2 separate regions of the Homo sapiens genome follow, and region 2 is linked to region 1. A link is a loop called in an ENCODE intact Hi-C map of the cell type or tissue named here. Cell type or tissue: IMR-90. All regions are shown on one strand. Each heading gives the region's core, and the rest is flanking DNA. Links, peaks and the distances in the headings are about the cores only. Region 1 overlaps TAOK3 (TAO kinase 3). Region 2 overlaps TAOK3 (TAO kinase 3).

What was found. A loop is a pair of places that touch in the nucleus more often than their neighbours do. Peaks named below come from ENCODE experiments on the same cell type or tissue, not always from the same donor. Only the 100,000 strongest peaks of a DNase experiment are listed, where the experiment ranks them.
Region 2: it touches region 1 in a loop (2.3-fold over the local background); 11 of 110 quality-filtered maps call a loop at or near these places.

Annotation. Positions count from the first base shown.
Region 1 is chr12:118,303,251-118,313,031 of GRCh38, forward strand. All of the region lies in intron 1 of TAOK3 (TAO kinase 3), which reads right to left. Among named protein-coding and RNA genes, the nearest start is that of TAOK3, 65 kb to the right of the region's middle. RefSeq lists an enhancer at 4,949-5,048. In IMR-90, for the core only: a CTCF peak has its summit at 4,491; DNase peaks (open chromatin) are centred at 3,961, 4,501 and 4,961; H3K4me3 peaks cover 867 bases; H3K27ac peaks cover 2,338 bases.
Region 2 is chr12:118,184,825-118,194,605 of GRCh38, forward strand. TAOK3 (TAO kinase 3) reads right to left here. Exons shown (of 21, transcript NM_016281.4): 14 at 4,983-5,117. Among named protein-coding and RNA genes, the nearest start is that of PEBP1, 54 kb to the left of the region's middle. RefSeq lists a silencer at 5,540-5,834. In IMR-90, for the core only: no CTCF peak of the experiment used is centred there; DNase peaks (open chromatin) are centred at 4,067 and 5,237; H3K4me3 peaks cover 1,678 bases; H3K27ac peaks cover 2,333 bases.

The DNA of each region.
Region 1 (9,781 bases), core at 865-8,864:
TTGCTTCACAGCATTTGCCACCTTTTAATAAAATAGGTATTTCACTTAATTTGCATATTTTCTCTCTCTCCTTTCTAGCATGTAAACTCTATGAGGACAGGATTTTCAATCTGTTTTGTTCACTGTTGCATCTTCAATGCCTGAAACAATGTTTGGCAGAATGTACGTGTGCAAAGAACACTTGCCAAAAGTCTGAATAAATTAATCAACTCCATTACAATAGAACAATGCTATGAGACATTTCTTTTGCATTGACTTTTATCTGTGCACTGTTTTCGCCATGTTAACGTCCATTTACAAACTTCATATTATGTTCTAAGAATTGGTTTCTCTCTAGGCCATAACTTTCTTGAAGGGGAGCACTGCATATTACTTTTTAATTTTTCCCTTACTGCTCTCATATTTTATTTTTTAGAGATGGAGTTTTGCTCTTGTCACCCAGGCTGGAGTGCAATGGCATGATCTCGGCTCACTGCAACCTCCACCTCCCGGGTTTAAGCAATTCTCCTGCCTCAGCTTCCTGAGTAGCTGGGATTACAGGCACCTGCCAGCATACCCAGCTAATTTTTGTATTTTCAGTAGAGATGGGGTTTCGCCATGTTGGCCAGGCTGGTCTTTAACTCCTGACCTCAGGTGATCCACCTGCCTTGGCCTCCCAAAGTGTTGGGATTACAGGCGTGAGCCACCATGCCTGGTCCCATATTTTAAATACTAATAAATAAAGTTCAGGTAACTTCTCTCTTTACACTCCTGGTCTTGCCCTTCCTTTTGCCTCCCTCATGCCAACAACACTTTGCTGAAGAGAGTCTGGCACTGTTTCAGTGAAGTCATTATCTATACTACTTGGTTATGAGGTGAATGAATAGACTATGGTTTTAAGTTGTTGAAAAGGCAAGCACGTTTTTCAGAAGAAATTCTTTTATGAGTTCCAATGCAATAAAATAGCTCAGTGATTCAACGGGCTGAATTACATTTCATTCACTTAGAGGTAAATTCCACTGAAGAAAACTAAAGAGCACATACTTCCCCCTTTAATTTTGGCTCTCTAGAAATTTCTCATTTAGTGATATTTCTCATACCAAGAACTAGAACCCTCAAAGGTCTCAGGGAAGAGACACAGGCTGTTTGAACTAGGCCGACTACAAAATATATAATATTAACCAAAAAGAAGCCTTCACCAATTGGTGCTGAATTATTAATTACCTCTTCCTAGACTTCTTCGTATGATAACTTGATTATTTCTTCATACCCCAGTTTAGAAAAATTACCATAATTTATGCTTACACTAAGGAAATCCCTAAATATTCTTCAACAACTTTGCATGGTTACAATGTTCTCTTAAAAAAAATGTAATCTGAAATAAGAAGCCACTGATACATATTATCTACACTGCTTTAAGGCTTTTGCTTTTTGAATGTTATATGTGTACAACTTGTATTTCAGTTTGTCCTAATTTGTGATGTTTTTAGCAATTTGTTCAGATAATGTTCCTAAATCTTGATATGAACTAAACTTATGAAAATTGATTGTGCTTATAGGGATGCCAATAATTTCATTAGATATTATAAAATTACAGTTATTCCCTCATTTTCCGTTGCTATGAAAGGCAAATGGCAAAGAGAAACAACACGACACCTGGAGTGAAAAAGATTTATGTTTAAATCCTCTGCTTAAGAGTGTAGTCTTCAGCCTGCTATCTGGAAAAGCAACCATGGTTAAGAACACGGGTTATGATTAAAGTAGAACTGAGTTCAAATCCCAGATCTAATCCTAACTAACCATATGGCAGGTTTCAAATCTAAGGTTCAGTTTCCTCATCTGTACAAAGGACATAATATAATAAATATATCGAGCACAGGATTGTTTATTGTCAGGATTTAATAAGATAGTGTATGTAATGTGTTAAACAAGGTGGCATGCATAGAATAAGCATTCAATAAACTTAACCCGCCGGGTTTGGTGGTTTATGCCTGTAATCCCAACACTTTCGGAGGCTGAGGCGGGAGGATTGTTTGAGGTCAGGAGTTCAAGACCAGCCTGATCAACGTGGTGAAACCCTGTCTCTACTAAAAATACAAAAATTAGCCGGGCATGCATCTGTAATTCTAGCTACTAGGGAGGCTGAAGCAGGAGAATCCCTTTAACCTGGGAGGCGGAGGTTGCAGTGAGCTGAGACTGTGCCACTGCACTCCAGCCTGGGTGACAAAGCAAGACTCTGTCTCAAAAAACAAAAAAATAATAAAAATAAACTTAATCCACTACTACTAACAAATGACATAATTAAATGTGATATTCTATAGAGAACATATATATCAACTGTTAAGTATTTAACTGTTAATTTTTTACTATTTTATGCATGTCAAAAAGTTGGCGGCTGGGCGTGGTGGCTCACGCCTGTAATCTCAGCACTTTAGGAGGCAGAGGTGGGCAGATCACTTGAGGTCAGGAATTCAGACTAGCCTGACCATCATGGTGAAACCCCATCTCTACTAAAAATACAAAAATTAGCAGGGTGTGGTGGCGGGTGCCTGTAATCCCAGCTATTTGGGAGGCTGAGGAAGGAGCATTGCTTGAACCTGGGAGGCAGAGTTTGCATGAGCTGAGATCACGCCACTGCACTCCAGCCTGGGCAACAGCAAACGAGACTCCGTCTCAAAAAAAAAAAAAAAAAAAAAAGTTGGCTCAATTGCCATTCGATTTTCTCCTCTGCTGCTTTGGAGAGGTTAGTCTTCTTCTGTCATAGGATAGAAATCACTTTTCAGATATTTACAAGAGGACACCATGTTTCATAAAATAATAAAGAATGTAGAAAGGATTCTGTGTCATTTTTTCTGGATACTCAGAGTAATTTATTTTCTCTTAAAGCTCGACCACTGCTGGTTTTTGTTTTTTAACTTTTATTTTAGGTTTGGGGCACACATACAAGTTTATTATATAGGTTAACTGGTGTCATGGGGTTTTGGTGTATAGATTATTTTGTCACCCAGGAACTAAGTATAGTACCTGATAGTTGTTTTTTCTGATCCTCTCCCTCCATTTGGAGTTTTCTTATTCTATTCCTATTTACTGCTAACTTTATTTTTTATGTTTTTATTTAATTTTTTTAGAATTTAGATAGGGTCTCACTATGTTGCCCAGGCTAGTGTCGAACTCCTGGGCTCAAGTGATCCTCCTGTCTTGGCCTCCCAAAATACTGGGATTACAGGGGTGAGCCTCCTCACCCAGCTTATAATTTTAATTATTTCAACACTTGGTTTAAATTTTTCTTTTTGACTTATATTCTTCATGATTGTAAATGGATGTGAAACGTTTCATAATTTTTATAAAAATCCATACATGTTTCCCTCAAGTTCTTGAGTCTAAAATTAACATAGATCTGTCCTTACTTTTATTTAGTGGACCTTAATGTTCACTGAAGAAATATTATTGATACTTAGAGTAACTAAGCCACAATGGTAGGTTCCATAGTTAAAAGATAATTTTATATATTGTACTTTGGACTTAAACTAATCATTCAATTGTAAAGTAGTAACATCAAACTTTTGCTCTCAGAGTTTGTTCTGCTTCATCAGTACATTCAAATAGAATGCTCCATAATGAAGAAAATAGTCTATCACTTCATTTGCACTATCCAATAATGGTAGCCATTAACAACATGTGGCTAGTAAGCACTTGAAATGTGGCTAGTGCAACAGAAGAACGGAATTTTTAAGTGTTTAATTTTAATTAATTTTCATTTAAATAGCTCTTTGGCTAGAAACTACAATGTTGGACAACACAGTTCTAGATAGTTCAAAAAACATCAGTAATTATGTGGAAATAGAATAATAATGATTCTCATTACTAAACTATACAGGTTATATCATTGCCTCAGGAATTGCTGACACATCTCTTGACCAATTGTGCAAGAAGCAATGAGGTTTTGAGCACGGTTTTTTACCACTTTATGAATCAACCTTCCCGCCTCCTCTTCCCCCCCCCATCTCTGGAGTCCTCATAGTTTTCTCTTTAAAATCATTTGTAAAACAGAAAGCAAAGCTCTCAGATCTAACCAGTAGTCTAACTCTGACCTTAGGCTCCCACGGGAATTCAATTATTTTTGTTGGCCTAACCTCTAAGGGATGATGGATTTGCTATCTCTGTGTCCTCCTTCTTCCCTGACTCCCCCTCCCACCCTCACATCTTCTCCTCTAACTAGTCACATTTAGTTAGTTTCTTGACCTGCTGCCTTTGTTTTAAACAGGAATGAAAGAGAACCATAACTGGAAACAGAAACTGTTGCATTCAGTTATTAGGTCGCAATGGGAAAAATGAGGCTGTGTATGTATAAGTGTTTTTGCAGGGTTTAGGATAGCAGCTGCAGCTACCCCTTCTTTCCTTCCACTGCTAGACAAATTTCCAAGCACTTGATACTAGAGTTCTACCACTAGCTAGCCAGCTAGAGGTCTCGGTATCCTCTATGAACTGTTAATGAAGTTCCGGAAGTTCTTTCCTTAAAAAACAAAAGTTCTGAATGCTGACTCTCTAACCACGGAAATGGTATCTTATTACTAAAACACTAAAAATGTTAAGCTGCATACTGCTCCAATGAGTAGTCTGTAGACTTGTTACCATCTGTACTGGCCATAGCGAAAAAGGGTTTGACACTACATGATAGTTACTGGTACTTGTTCCCAATAGCTGCTTAAAATAAGCTGTTGGCAAGTTTGACTACTTTTTTTTTTTTTTTACATTTAAAAAATAACAACATTAAACAGTTATATCTGTAAATGTAAGAAGGTTAAGGCATTCTAAGTCACAGGATGGGATAGGAGGTAGGCACAAGATACAGGTCATAAAGACCTTGCTGATAAAACAGGTTGCAGTAAAGAAGCCGGCCAAAACCCACCAAAACCAAGATGGCAATGAGAATGACCTCTGGTCGTCCTCACTGCTATACTCCCACCAATGCCATGACAGTTTACAGATGCCACGGCAACATCAGGAAGTTACCCTATATGGTCTAAAAAGGGGAAGCATGAATAATAGACCCTTTGTTTAGCATATCATCAAGAAATAACCATAAAACTGGGCAACCAGCAACCCCCCGGGGCTGCTCTGTCTGTGGAGTAGCCATTCTTTTATGCCTTTACTTTCTTAATAAACTTGCTTTCACTTAAAAAAAAAATTAAACATTTACATTTGTATAAAGTACTTTCACATACCTAACCAAATTCAATTATTTTAACAACCCAGTAAGGCAGGAAAATCAGTTATTATTATTCTGATTTTTATGAGTGTCATCTGACTCCTAGGATAGCAGCATGTTTCCCAGTATACCAGTACTTCTACCTGGCAAGGGTGCTGCCCAAAAATGGTCTTGGGAGAATGTAGACGGTGTAGAAAAGTCTGTAATTTGGCCGGGCGCGGTGGCTCACACCTGTAATGGCAGCATTTTGGGAGGCCGAGGCAGGTGGATTACCTGAGGTCAGGAGTTTGAGACCAGCCTGACTAACATGGTAAAACCCTGTCTCTACTAAAAATACAAAAATTAGCCAGGCGTGGTGGCACATGCCTGTAATCCCAGCTACTTGGGAGGCTGAGGCAGGAGACTCGTTTGAACCCAGGAGGCGGAGGTTGCAGTGACCTGAGATCGCACCACTGCACTCCAGCCTGGGGAACAGCAGCGAAACTCTGTCTCCAAAAAAAAAAAAAAAAAAAAAAAAAAAAGCCTGTATGGTTGTAATTAATTGAGCACTCAAATTTAGTTCTTAAAACATTTTCTTTCCCCTCTTTGAATTATATTATTTTAAATGTCACTGGGCACGGTGGCTCACGCCTGTAATCCCAGCACTTTGGGAGGCCAAGGAGGGCGGGTCACCTGAGGTCAGGAGTTCGAGACCAGCCTGGCCAACGTGGCGAAACCCCATCTCTACTACAAATACAAAAATAAGCTGGGCGTGGTGCTGCATGTCTGTAATCCCAGCTACTTGGGAGGCTGAGGCAGGAAGAATTGCTTGAACCCAGAGGTAGAGGTTGCAATGAGCCGAGCTCGGGCCACTGCATTGCAGCCTGGGCAACAGAGTGAGACTGTCTCCAAAAAAAAAAAAAAAAAAAGCCAACCTTCTAGGGTAGATTTTGTAAAAACCAAATTATGGACATCCTAAGTTCTCAGATGTACAAATGAGTTACAGCTCTAAGTTGCATCTCTTCAATTTTATTTCTTGAAACAACTGCCCTCCTCCCTGCAAATCTACCCTCCCTTCTTGGCTCAAATGGTGGTTTTCTTTCCTTTTTTTTTTTGAGATGAAGTCTTGCTCTTATCCCCCAGGCTGGAGTGCAATGGCACGATCTTGGCTCACTGCAACCTCCGCCTTCCGGGTTCAAGAGATTCTCCTGCCTCACCCTCCCGAGTAGCTGGGATTACAGGCGCCTGCCACCACGCCTGGCTAATTTTTGTATTTTTAGTAGAGATGGGGTTTCACCATGTTGGCCAGGCTGGTCTCAAACTCCTGACCTCAGGTGATCTGCCCGCCTCAGCCTCCCAAAGTGCTGAGATTACAGGCCTGAGTCATCAGGCCCCGCCACATGGTGGTTTTCTTTATCTTCCTCCTGGCTATGTGCTGGGTAGCAGATTATCCACAATTATTATTGTAGCTCAAAAACCTGAGTTTTCCTGTTTCTCTTCTTTTACCATTTTCTTATTCTTTCCCCCCATAGGCAACTCCCTCCCTTCTCATAATTAGCTTAAGACCTTAATGTTGGCTGGGTGTGGTGGCTCACACCTGTAATCACAGCATTTTGGGAGGCTGAGGCAGGCAGATCGCTTGAGCCCAGGAGTTTGAGGCCACAAGATCAGCCTGAATAACATGGCAAAACCCAATTTCTACAATAAAATATAAAAATTAGCTGGGCATAGTGGCGTGCACCTGTGGTCCCTGCTACTTGGAAGGCTGAGGTGGGAGGATTCCTTGAGTCAGGGAGATGGAGGTTGCAGTGAGCCGTGATCGTGCCACTGCACTCAACCTCTACAACAGAGTGAGATTACAGAGTGAGACTGTGTCTCATAAATAAATGAACAAATAAATAAGACAGACCTTAATGTTTTCTAACAAGGTGGTTTTGATATTTGGTGAGCTATGTATAGACTCTTCTGAAATGTGAAATATGTATGTCTTCAAACATATAAACAAGGTAAGTTCTTCACACACTATGAAGCTTCATAAAAGGTTCCATTTAAATTTGTATCTTGGCAAAATTATTGAACTTGGGGAGTATCCCTAAACTGTTAAATCAGCAATATTACATCTGTTCCAAACTGGTATCTCATTTTTCTTGGAGTTCACAGAAAACAAAAAATAAGGCAACATAAAAATTATCCAGAGTTTTGCTTGGACAGATTTCTATTATCTGCCCATTTAATATATAATATCTATTTGATATAATTTATTAAATGTTTATAATCATCCTTCTATTATATAAATAGGTTTACCACATCTGCTTGGTGATGTTGGTAGCTTTTTTCTTCTGTTATAAGGGAGAATATGGAGGAAGGATTTAAAGTACAGGAGGTCAAATGGAGTCAAGAATGTGTAAACCGTGTAGTGTAGATAGCCTTAATATATTCTGGACTTAGAGTTTTAGGGCAGTGGGAAAACTAATCACATTCATAAGACATTTTGCAACTACATTATTCCCCCACAAATAATAGTTATTTTAATCTATATCCACAAATAATAGTTACTGGCTATATCTACAAAGTTTGTGTAGATATCTACAGATTCTATGACCCTACAGTGTTTCATAGGTATTCATGTAGCACTTTTAAAGTACAATTAATGAACTGTGTCCAGCAAAGGTTTATACTGGCCTTTCCTTCAAAATTAATGAAATAAAACTGTACATTGTTGTCTCAGTAAAAATAAAGGCACAAAGAATTCACAAATAGGGGCCGGGCATGGTGGCTCATGCCTGTAATCCCACCACCTTGGGAGACCGAGGCAGGTGGATCACCTGAGGTCAGGAGTTCGAGACCAGCCTAACAAACATGGTGAAACCCTGTCTTTACTAAAAATACAAAAATTAGCTGGGTGTGGTAGTGGGCACCTGTAATCCCAGCTACTTGGGAGGCTGAGGCAGGAGAATCGCTTGAACTTGGGAGGCAGAGGTTGCAGTAAGCCAAGGTTGTGCCATTGCACTCCAGCCTGGGTGACAGAGAGAGACTCTGTCTCAGAAAAAAAGAAAAAAAAGAAAGAGCTCACAAATAAGTTTGTTATAAGGATTTTCACCATGAGATAGGGAAAACTCTTATTAGCCTGAAACATGGCCTTTGGCCCTTCCTCATAGGAATCCCAAGAGACAAAGAATAAGTCTCATTTAGAGTTGAATAATTTTTTTTTTTTAAAAACAGCATTAGATCTATGTAAAGATAGTATTTAAAAACCAAACAAAACTAAGAAATGGGAAAAAGAAATGGCAGGTGAAGAACTCTTTTCAGAGAATAAAAGTTGTCATATAGCAATGGATGCTGTGTCAGAACATACTGCCAATAAACTTTAAGAAAAAAGGAACTCAATGAAGTTACTGTTATATAAAACAGGAGCTCACAGCAGGGATGTAAGAGTTAATGGAAGATATCGTGAGCCAAAACAGGGAATAAAACATGATTTGGCAGAAGTCAAGAGAGATGTGGGGAGAAAAATAAAACCACTAATGAAATGAAGCTGGCAAGAAGCAGCACAAAGAACTGGCAATGGTGGAGACGTGGTAAGGGACATGGGTGGAGAATTGAGGAAAGTAGCAAAACAACAGCACCTTGAATAAAGTTTTTAAAAACTAGAGTAAATTATAGATTTGAAAGATAATATATTCAAAATCAGTTTCCTTGAAAAATAGAAATATAATTGTAAATCTATAATTTTAAAAAACTTTCTACAAATGAAAATAAACTTGAAGCTACAGACTGAAAAGGCACACAGAAGCCAGGGGAAACAGGCACAGAATAATTAAACATTGAGACATAGCTTTATTAAGCTACTAAATTCCAAAGATTAAAATAAGGGCTTGACATTAAAAAAAAATCTAGTCCCTTAATTTAAGACTACTTTAAAGCCTATAGAAAAAATATGGCTAAATTATATAAGCAAGTGTAATTCTGAAAATAAACAATGCTAAGATTTTAGATAATAGTTACCCATAATGTTCCTATAACCTGTAACTAACCATACCTTGGACAACTAAAATAAATTAAGATTTTTCTTGGTCTGGGGAAGTAGACGGTAGCAAGGGATGTTTCTTGAAATTACTTATTAAAGGCTTATTACTAATATCTAATTCAATAAGCATCACAACCTACAAATGTTTTATAATAGAATTATTCACAAAATCCACAAAACAGCTTATGTTAGCCTGATTTTACACATGAAGAAATGAAAGCAAAGCTAAAGGAAATTAATTGTCCACAGTTGCATGTTGAATCATCAGAAACAGGAGAGTATCACTTCTAGTACAATTTTTTGTTTGTCTTTAACAGGTTTTGTCACTACCTTGCACTCTGACATTATTTTTGGCTACTGAGTAACACCGATCTTAACTAGAGGCCTGTAGTATCATGATCTAACACAACAAAACTATAATGAGTGTTGAAAGACTGTGGAGAAAAAAATAAATTTGGGGAAACATAACAGATGTGAATTCCATCAATCAAAAATGCTTATCTGCTGGTGAGGCTCTATTCTGCTGAGCCCTGTATTAAAATCTGGAGTGAAAATAAAACTGAACCCAAAATCCCTAACACTAAAGA
Region 2 (9,781 bases), core at 1,159-9,158, 120 kb before region 1:
TATAATTGACCTTGGGCAAATTACTTAACCTCTTAAAGTCTCTCAGTTTCTTAATGTGTAAAGAGAGAGGAACTACCACTGTCTTCCTCAGGGTCAGAGGACTTTCTCATGTGAAAGTGCCTAGCAGGGTGTCTGACTCCTAGGAAATGCTCAACACATGCTGGTTTCCTTCCTTCTGATGCCAGGCTCTGCGAAGCATGTCCCTTGGCCCTCCACTTAGTATTTCTGGTGATGGAGACACAGAGCACAAGTGGATCCAGAAGAAGGGGCACATTTAAGGAAAAAAAAAAAAACTAGCTGTATCCAGGTTGTGGATTATAAAATTATGTATAATTTCTGAATCTGAATTATTACTTATTTCATGTATCTAGAATATGAAAAATAAACAAATAATAAATAATGTGCCATGAAAAGGAAGACCAAAACTTTTTTTCTAAAGGTTCCTATAGCTGTTCAATGCTACTTTATTTAATTCCAGCAAAATTCGGCCCTAAAACAAACCACTTCATCTGAAGTGCAGAGTGTCCCTACTGTGTACAAAACACTGCACTAGAAGGGTAATAAGCAACTTCCTGAACATAAAACAAGAGCATGGTGGCTGATGATGTTACCCTCTTAAGAGATCAAAGCCAACTTACAAGATTAATAATATGTAGGAATCAAAATGATGCATATGATAAAAGTGGCCACCTCAGCACTTAGAACAAATGAAATTTATAGCAAGTTCTTAAAAAGAATACAGTGAGTCACATTTTGGCATTAGAAACTTAACATTCTATTCTTTAGAATACCTAAGGAAAAACTGTTTTTTAAATTTTTGCTAAAAGTAATGACTGATAACAGGCAATTCTGCATTTATAAAAGAATATGTTACATGAGGAATTCTGAAATGCAAACTTATAAATCCAAATTCTCATGTGATAGCAAGGCTGGAGGTGACCTCATTCATTCGTTCATTCATTTATTCAATACACATTTATTGACAGACTTTGACCATATGGGTTGGGCATGTAGATTGGACAGCATAAGTGAGAAATGGTATCAGCAATGACCTTAGTGAGTTAAGAAGCCAAGAATAAGTAAAGAGATATGCAATATTTTGATAAGCATCCTCTGGTATACTGTCCAGGAAGAGAACACATTTTCAAGCATTTAGAAACAGGATGAAACAGTAGCATTTACTGCTGAGGCTCTCATATTTTTATTTTTAGGTATCAAATTCATTCACGTATCCAATTTCACAATTAGCTGAATTATTAGGGTGCATTTTAAAAACTCCAAATGAAGACTCTCTATGAGCTTTTCTATCGAATCTGGCAAAGCGAAGTAAAAGACTCTATATTTGCATGAATAGAACAATAATACTTTTCTCCTACATGCCTCCTTGGGAATTCCCCTATCACACCCTTCTCCCTGACATGTGTTCTAACATAAATTCGCCTCTGTAATGCAGTCACAGGTGAATTTGTGTTAGAACACACATTAGGAAGAGGGGCAGTGAGAATTCCTTCACAAAACCAAAAGCTGAACTCTGATAGATACACTGCTCTTTATATTAATATCTCTATCACAGAAACGGCCAAGAGCCCCAGACACTACAAAGTTTTCAGAAGAAATGACATCAGATGTAGCAACAGCTAAAAACACCCTCATGAATCACTAATATAATTAAAATATGAGGCTCTCCATAAAAACTCAAGGAAGGCACATCTCAAAGGCCCAAGAAGTCAGATTAGTGATTCTGCAGAACTATATAAACAACTTTTTTCCAGATAACACATGAGCCCAATATGAACTTCCTTACAGAAGAAGGAAAAGAAAGGTTAAAATAAAGATGCCATGAAATACCCTTCCTTTTCCTAATTCTTCAAAATAAGGGCAATAATCTCTGCCCTTAGAAAATTATAAAAATTATACAATTGTAATAAAAAGTTACAATGCTAAAGTTTTCTCAGGATTTCATCTGGTATCAAAGTTTATAGTCCTTCCTTATCCTTTGTTACAAATCCAACTGTGCAGCAGTGCATAATACAAAAATCTCAGTTATAAGGTGCCAAAATAATAAAGACATGTAGCAATACAGACCCAATGCCCATGGGCTTCTTCATATACTTGTCAGTAACCTCATTCAAAAGCACAATGTTGAAAGTGATACTAAGGGGGAAAAGCACAAAGCCAGGCCTCTTTTAGGCTTATGTTGAAGAAGTAGGCTCATAAACAAATTTTAGGAAGACTAATATCTTTGTCAGTTTGCAAGTAAATTTAAAATATGCATTTCATCATTTATTTATCTAGTTATTGAAAAACTAATTTCTAAATTCCTTTTCCCTGTTCACCTTTGGACCTCTTTGTGACTTGTTAGCGCCTCTACTAGAAGATGTTAAAGAACGAGTAAAACCAAAATAAATGAATAAATAAATATAGTATTGCCACCAACTATGAGAAGGCAAGGTTTCAACAATGACTTGATTTTTTATTATACTGGACTTTCACTTTCCCATGATCTTGCTCTTACTTTTATGTCATTTTAGTCATTTTCATTTGAGCTGGGGTCCATAAAACACAACAGAATTCATAATATATTTTTAAAAATTAAATATTTTATGATATTCCAGTGTCCTCATTTATACACTACTGTTGGCATTAGGCTTTAAAATAATATAGTGGGTAGAATTGTAGTACTTGGTAATATACATTAAAAAATCCATACCCATAGTTAGATTGTTCAAAATGGGACATGGAACCATACAACACCATACCTTTTCCCTTCCATTTTTTTTCCCCTCCCTAAAAGCCACTAGATACAAATACCATTGAACTCTGGTAAACTACCATCAATCCCAATCATGACTCCCAAAGCACTACATTTAGAGAGGGCACCCCACAAAAACAACTTATTTTGTGGCTAAAGCAACAGCATATCAGCTACTCTGTTTGTAACTTAATATAGGAGCAGGGGCCTTTTAGCAAATCAAAACTTCATTAGAGAGACTGGTTGCAGCTGTTCTCTGGATGGGCACTAGGAAGCCTGTACGATTCAGAGGGTTCCTGAGGACACTGCCCATAGCCCTGAGGTGGCATAGTAGGGAAGCAGCTTTTATCATCCACAGAGAAGAAGACTGTGATGGCTGATATACACACAGAGTAGCCCTGGGTGAGTTCACAGATGCGAGCATGAGATTATTCTGGCATGGCTGTAGTAATCTCTTGCTGGGAGGTAGGAGAGGTCATGAATATATGATGTGGGAATGAGGGTGTGGCAAGAGAGAAAAAAGAACCTGTCCCAGAGGGGGAAAGCCACTTGGTATAATGTCTGCTTCACATGTAAAACCACTGATGGTACTCGGTTGCTCAGAGCTTGTTATCATTTCCCCACTCATTTCAACATGAACGGGTCTGGATAAAGGTCCAAGTCTCACAAGAGTCGATGGTAAGTAGTCATAGTTCTCTAAAGCACCGTATTTCTTCTTTTGTCAGATATCATGGCATGAAGACAATGACTATTTGGTAATCTTATGATGCTTTATCTAGACTCAAAAGCACATTTTTAGGTGCCTAACAATCATTAGCAAATACATAGTGGACATTTTAAGATCTCCATTACATAGTGTAGCATTCCTTTAAAATGAAAAATTGCTCATCAAAGAGATCACAAGAAACTTCTACATAAAGGAACTTTAAAGTGGGCTTATTTATAAGCAGTTTAAATTAAATTGCTTGCTTTTAGACAGCAGCAGGCACAGCAATATGTACGTGCTTTAACTTCCATTTTTCCTTGCATTTGGGTTTTTAAAGGTTATAATCCATTATAATTTTCAAAGATAATCGAAGCCTTTAAAAGACTTGAGAAATAGAAGTAGAAATCAGGTTTAAAAAATAGGACAAGAAAAATGATCATTTCTGGGTCGGCCTTGGATGATGTCATCATAGGTTCTAAATGTAATAGCCAAGCAGTGTACACTAACTCTTCCTGCCCATGTGACCTCTAACATTAATTTGGGCAAAACAACTAATATTTCAATAATTTTTTGGCTGAGAAGTGAGATTCAGAAGCAAAAGATTAAAGAGAGTTTAGAGTGCCAAGGATGAAACGATGTGAGTGTGTGTGTGTGTGTGTGTGAGTGTGAGCGCGCACGCGCACGCGTGGGGGCCGAGGGGAGGAGGCATGAAAACTAACTCTTCCAGCACACACCCCTTTTGCTACTACAAGGGCATCCAGCAATCACATTTGCAATAGTAAAAATGCTGAAGAATCCTACAGTCTCTTTTCTTCCACAATCAGCCCTATCCTCTCCTACAAAGCCCTTCTTGCTTTATTGGTGCCAGGAAATTCTTCAGGGGTTAAATGGGGAAGTGCAGCCACTACCATTGTTGCAATAAATAAATGAATGAACCAGAAGGAACCAGCAATCCGTCCCTGGGAAACAAGTATCTTATTTTCTACAATTATATACATTATCCAGCAACCATATATTCTTTAAAATTATATTTTATCTTTTGATGTGTGTGTATACATTATAGACACATATGCATCTATACAAAAAGCAGCACAGTGCCGTGCATACATATACATCAATACCTTAAAAAAATTTAGCATTATTTATTTCAATGAAAAGACAAATAGCTTTTAAAAAATTGGACAGGCTAGCAACTTCATCTCAAAGGCCTTATATTTTGCACATACAGCATATACAAACACACACAGACACAGACACACACACACACACACACACACACACACACACACACACACAAAGGTTTTTTTTTTTTTCCATGCCATACACAATGCTAAAATATCTGAAATCAGGTTGCTATGCCAACAGATTTTTTTCCTAAAATGAATAAAATTATTAGGAGAGAGAAAACATTCTTGACTCCTTTCCTCCCATCCATGAAGCCGAGACAGGCTCAGGGAGGGCGAGAGGCTGCCAGATGGGGAGGAGGGGAAGGAAGGGAAGGTGGGTAGAGGGGTGTTTGCTTACCAAAGATGCTGATTTGATCGTGGCAAAGCGCTCTCTGTTCCGGTAGTGGAGGGCCTGGCTCTGAACTGACTGGGTAGGCCGCGGCTCAGGCCTGGGATCGCCGTGGCCCGCCTCATCCCTTATGAATACATGATCCTGCAGAAATGGATAAAAACAAGGAGAAAGTCCAGCTGTGCTCTTTCCTCGCCGGCTGCCTCTCTCTCACCCCTCTTTCTGCACAAGCACTGCTGTTTGAAATGCATAGTTTAGCTCTCTGCTAGTCCCCGCAGCTCCCACGGTACAAAATGAATAAGCAACACATTGCAGCCTTCAGTTAGGAATGTCAGCTGATCGCTAGTGGGATGCCTTCTGAATCCCTGGCAGGCTTTTTCTTTACCTCCAGAATTACATATATGCAAAAGAAAAAAAGAATAGAAAAAATAATGCAATGTACAGACTCCTTAGAACAGTTTGCTTAAAACGCTGTAACCAGATAATTCCTTTAAAAATGTCATGTCCATGTCTAGCAAGGAGGATGCTGGTGGCTTTTAACATAAAAGCGAGCCTCCGCCTCATTCCCTTGAAAGATCTGCTTTCTCAATTTAATTTTATTTGAGATCTGTTCGGTAGGATCATCGTTCTGCCTAGAACCAATGTAGGCTTGTGCTGAACTGCCTCTCTATCTTGTGCTGGGAAGATTCGGCAGTCACTGAGGGATCCTGCTTTCCAGTCATGATCGTACACAGTTCTAGCACCTTCTCTCTACAGCTTCTGAAAGGATTTTTTTTTAGATTTAAAGCGACAGGCGTACAATTTTAACCAAATGATACGTTCACAAATTCTTCTTCAACTCAGCATCGGTATGGTCACCAGAGTGAGTAAAGCTGGAATTTAATGTCCTTGACTGATTTAATCAAGCCCATGCTTCTTGATAGGCAAAGATAATTAATCTTGTTCTAACGTCCAGTGAAAAAATAGCATTCCCTGGAAGGATAATAATGGATGTTTCTTAAATGCAACTGAAATGACTTTTAAAGGGGAAAATGCTTTCAAAGGATGATGTTCCTCTCTATAAAGATGAAGTAGTGGTCAGTCATTAAGTGGCTATAACCCTTTAGAAAAAAGGACGCTATAGTAATTTGTACCTCAAAAACATGTACAACCATGGGGGATTTTAAAATAGTACATGTTCAGGGTGGAAAAGGAGAAATTAATTCCTTATTTCCCTAGGGTTTTAGGAAAACCATTTGTGAGAAGTCAGTATTGCATTTTATCCATGACCACTTGAAATTTTTTATAATGGCTTTTTTCTTCATCAGGAAACAAAAATTAAAGAAGTTTAGAAAATACAAAATTTTATTATAGTCCAAAATTTGGGGAGAAATTAAATTTTACATCCAGATTTTTATGTAAAAGCCAAGACCCAAGATTAAATTGGGCTGATTTTCTTTTTCCTTTTATACATTTAAAATGCTTTGATGTATTGGGAAGGTATCTACCATTACACCTATATGGAGAATTGTTTTAAATTTATGTATTATAGCTCAAATAATGAAGGGATCTTTAATAAACTTGCCATTGAGGGCATATATATCAAATTCACGTATATTCTGCAGCTGCGCTGTCCAGCAAGATAGTGACCAGCCACATATGACTATTTTAATTAAAAATTAAATTCAATTAAAATTAATTAAAACAAAATTAAGTGCAAAATTGAGTTCCTGAGTCATAATGGCTATGTTTCAAGCACTTAGTAGCCATAGTTAGTGGTGCCATATTGGTGGCTTATAAAACTTGTAAGTTTTTAAAACTTATAAGAAAATATTTGAAAGGTCAGTTAAAATTATTCTACATGATTTCTCGCGAAATTTGAACTCCTGTTTTACAGGGAAGAGCGAGAACGTGTGTAATTGGGATTCATTCACTAGGCTTAAGGTTCTAAAGAGGAAGGCACTGGGACCTGCTACCATTTACATTACTGCATATTTGCTAATAAATTTATGTACAAAATTCAACTTAATATTACAGTGCCAGAAAAGCAAGCAGCTCTTAAATGCCAGTAATCAAAAGAGATATGCTAGGTAGAGGCCTGTGATTTTATAGGAGGCTTTAACAAGTCGTAGTTTTGGTGAATATTAATTGGCTAACTTACCAAGTACATTGATAGAGGGGGAGACCCCAAATACATGGGCAACAGTTCAGTTTCACATTGTAATAACTTGATTTATAAGGATAACCAATGACACTAGAATCCACATTCTCCACAGGGCAGACCAAAACAAAATTTATTCATGTACAAATATGTGCAATTTTATTTAGTCTGTTTTATCTCTGATAAAAATTAACTCCTTAGAAACACGGTTTAGGGCTCTGCTTCTCCAATTAAAAGCCACAATGTATTTTCTAAGTTTACTAAACTTGAGGAAGTTGAAGTACACCGGAAAAATTAAAACTTGAAATGACATTGATTTTAGTTGACACATATGTAATTAAGTAACTCAAGTATATTTTTAAAATAATGCTATTTTTATAGTCCAAAGAATAGGTTCAAAATTTTAACCCACTTTAAATATAATAATGCTAATAGTATAATTCTTTGCTTCCCCCTACATTTTTTTCCTTTTATAAAATTATTCTTAGTTTTCCAGATCATTTTCATAACAGAGATCACTATCACTAAAGGTCTTCAAATATTATACAAGAGACCACAAAATGGAACAAAATTTTAGTCTAACAGTGGATATTCATTTCAAGTGCATTGGGAAATGAATTTTAATATTCAGTTCCACTGCATAAAACAGGTTCAAAACTCCAAAGACAGCTTATGAAGCTATTTAAAAATGGGAGAATGTAACTTGAGAAGTAAGCTCAAAGAAATTAAAGTATCAACTTTACTGGAAATATTTTCTGTTGGTTATACTGCCCCTTTAAGTAACAGTGCCTCTGTAAGAGACCACTATACCTGGCTCCCAGAGTTTCTGAACTGCACACATCTTAAGATTAACAATGGAAAGGGTTAATTTCTATTTTTATGCAGTTATGCACTAGATACAGATTATTTACAAATGATAAGGCTGAAATCTTCAAAGAAGGATTTTAGAAGATTAAGAAGAATAAATCTATTCTACTTTGCCAAGGCAAAATATATGGCATGGTTATAATTTATCTTTAAAACATTATCATCCAGGAAAAAACAAAAATAACTCCTTGAAATACCAGTTTTAAGTAAACCTACGTTAACCTGGTAAACTTACCACGTTGTTGTTTTTTTTTTTTTTTTTTTTTGAGACAGTCTCGTTCTGTTGCCCAGGCTGGAGTGTAGTGGCACTATCTCGGCTCACTGCTACCTCTCCACCTCCTGGGTTCATTTTTGTGCCTCAGCCTCCTGAGTAGCTGGGACTACAGGTGCGTACCACCATACCTGGCTAATTTTTTTGTATTTTAGTAGGGATGGGTTTTCACCATGTTGCCCAGGCTGGTCTCAAACTCCTGAGCTCAGGCAATCTGCCTGCCTTGGCCTCTCAAAGTGCTAGGATTACAGGCACGAGCCACCGCACCCAGCCCACGACATTGTTTCATCATAAAAAATAAATTTCTTCAGATTAAAAAGGAAGCTGTCATAATGTTTCTTCAAGATCTTTGGTAAAAAGAATTGAATTTCTATACAAGAGTGAAACATGTGAAGCATGAGGCACACAAACTTTACTATTATACCTTAGACAAGGGGCTTTCCTTTTATTTGGAAGTCTTTCCTTTAAGTGTCTGACCATTACACTTCTGAAATGAAGGTTCGTGGTTAGGCACTTGCCTAGAGTTTCTTTTTCTAAATATATTTTCTTCCCTAATAGAGCTGGGGTCTCACTATGTTGCCCAGGCTGGTCTTGAACTCCTGGGCTCAAGCGATCCACCCACCCCGGCCTTCCAAAGTGCTGGAATTACAGGCGTGAGCCACCGTGCCTGGCTACTTGCCTACAGTTTCTAAATGAACTTGACTTTAACCCAGGAATCACTCCTCTGGACTCAGTTGTGCTTTGGGTTTACTTTTATCACAGTACTCATCACACTTACTTGTCTGCCTCTGCATAAGGCTGTGGGCTTTTTGAAGGCAGAGTAAATGTCGTTTGAAAAATCTTAGTCTCCCTAGCACCTGGCATAGTGCTTGATACTTAGTAGGTATTCAGTAAATGTTTGCTGAATAAACAAACACAAGAATATAGGTCTGAGGAGATTTTGAGAAAATGACATTTTCTTTTGGATTATTTAACAGAATTCAAATTTGTATTTCATAAAAACCTGCCACTCTGTACTCTAAGGAAGTCGTAAAATAGTGACACACACATAAGCACACCTTTACACAGCGGGGTGCGGGGGGATGTATCTAAAAATGGCTCTTATCCGGTGATGAGAAACCTTTGTATAGACTCCCACACTTTCTACGCTGTGGAGAAGGGATCAGCAGACCCACCACTCTCCTTTGTTTTGTTCATTTCAAAATTATTAAATTATTGTCGAAGCAGGGGTAGCTATCAAAAGCTGGGGCTGGAGGAAGGGGAGGAGAAGATGAAAAAGCATATCTTAACTTGGAAGGATAGTTGGAGAGAAAAGATGACTAGCAAAAGGCTGAGGAGAAAGACGTTACTACAGAGAAGTGTTGTATGACTGCTCTGTTTAAGAAACATTACCTTCATATGTTAATTTACTTTTACTTTGCCAAATGTGAGTTGAAGAGGCAAAGGACCCACCCCTCTATTCAGCAAAAATAATAGGAAAGGCCACTGAAGCAAGTGAAAATTAAACTAGAACATCCTATTCCCTCAAGG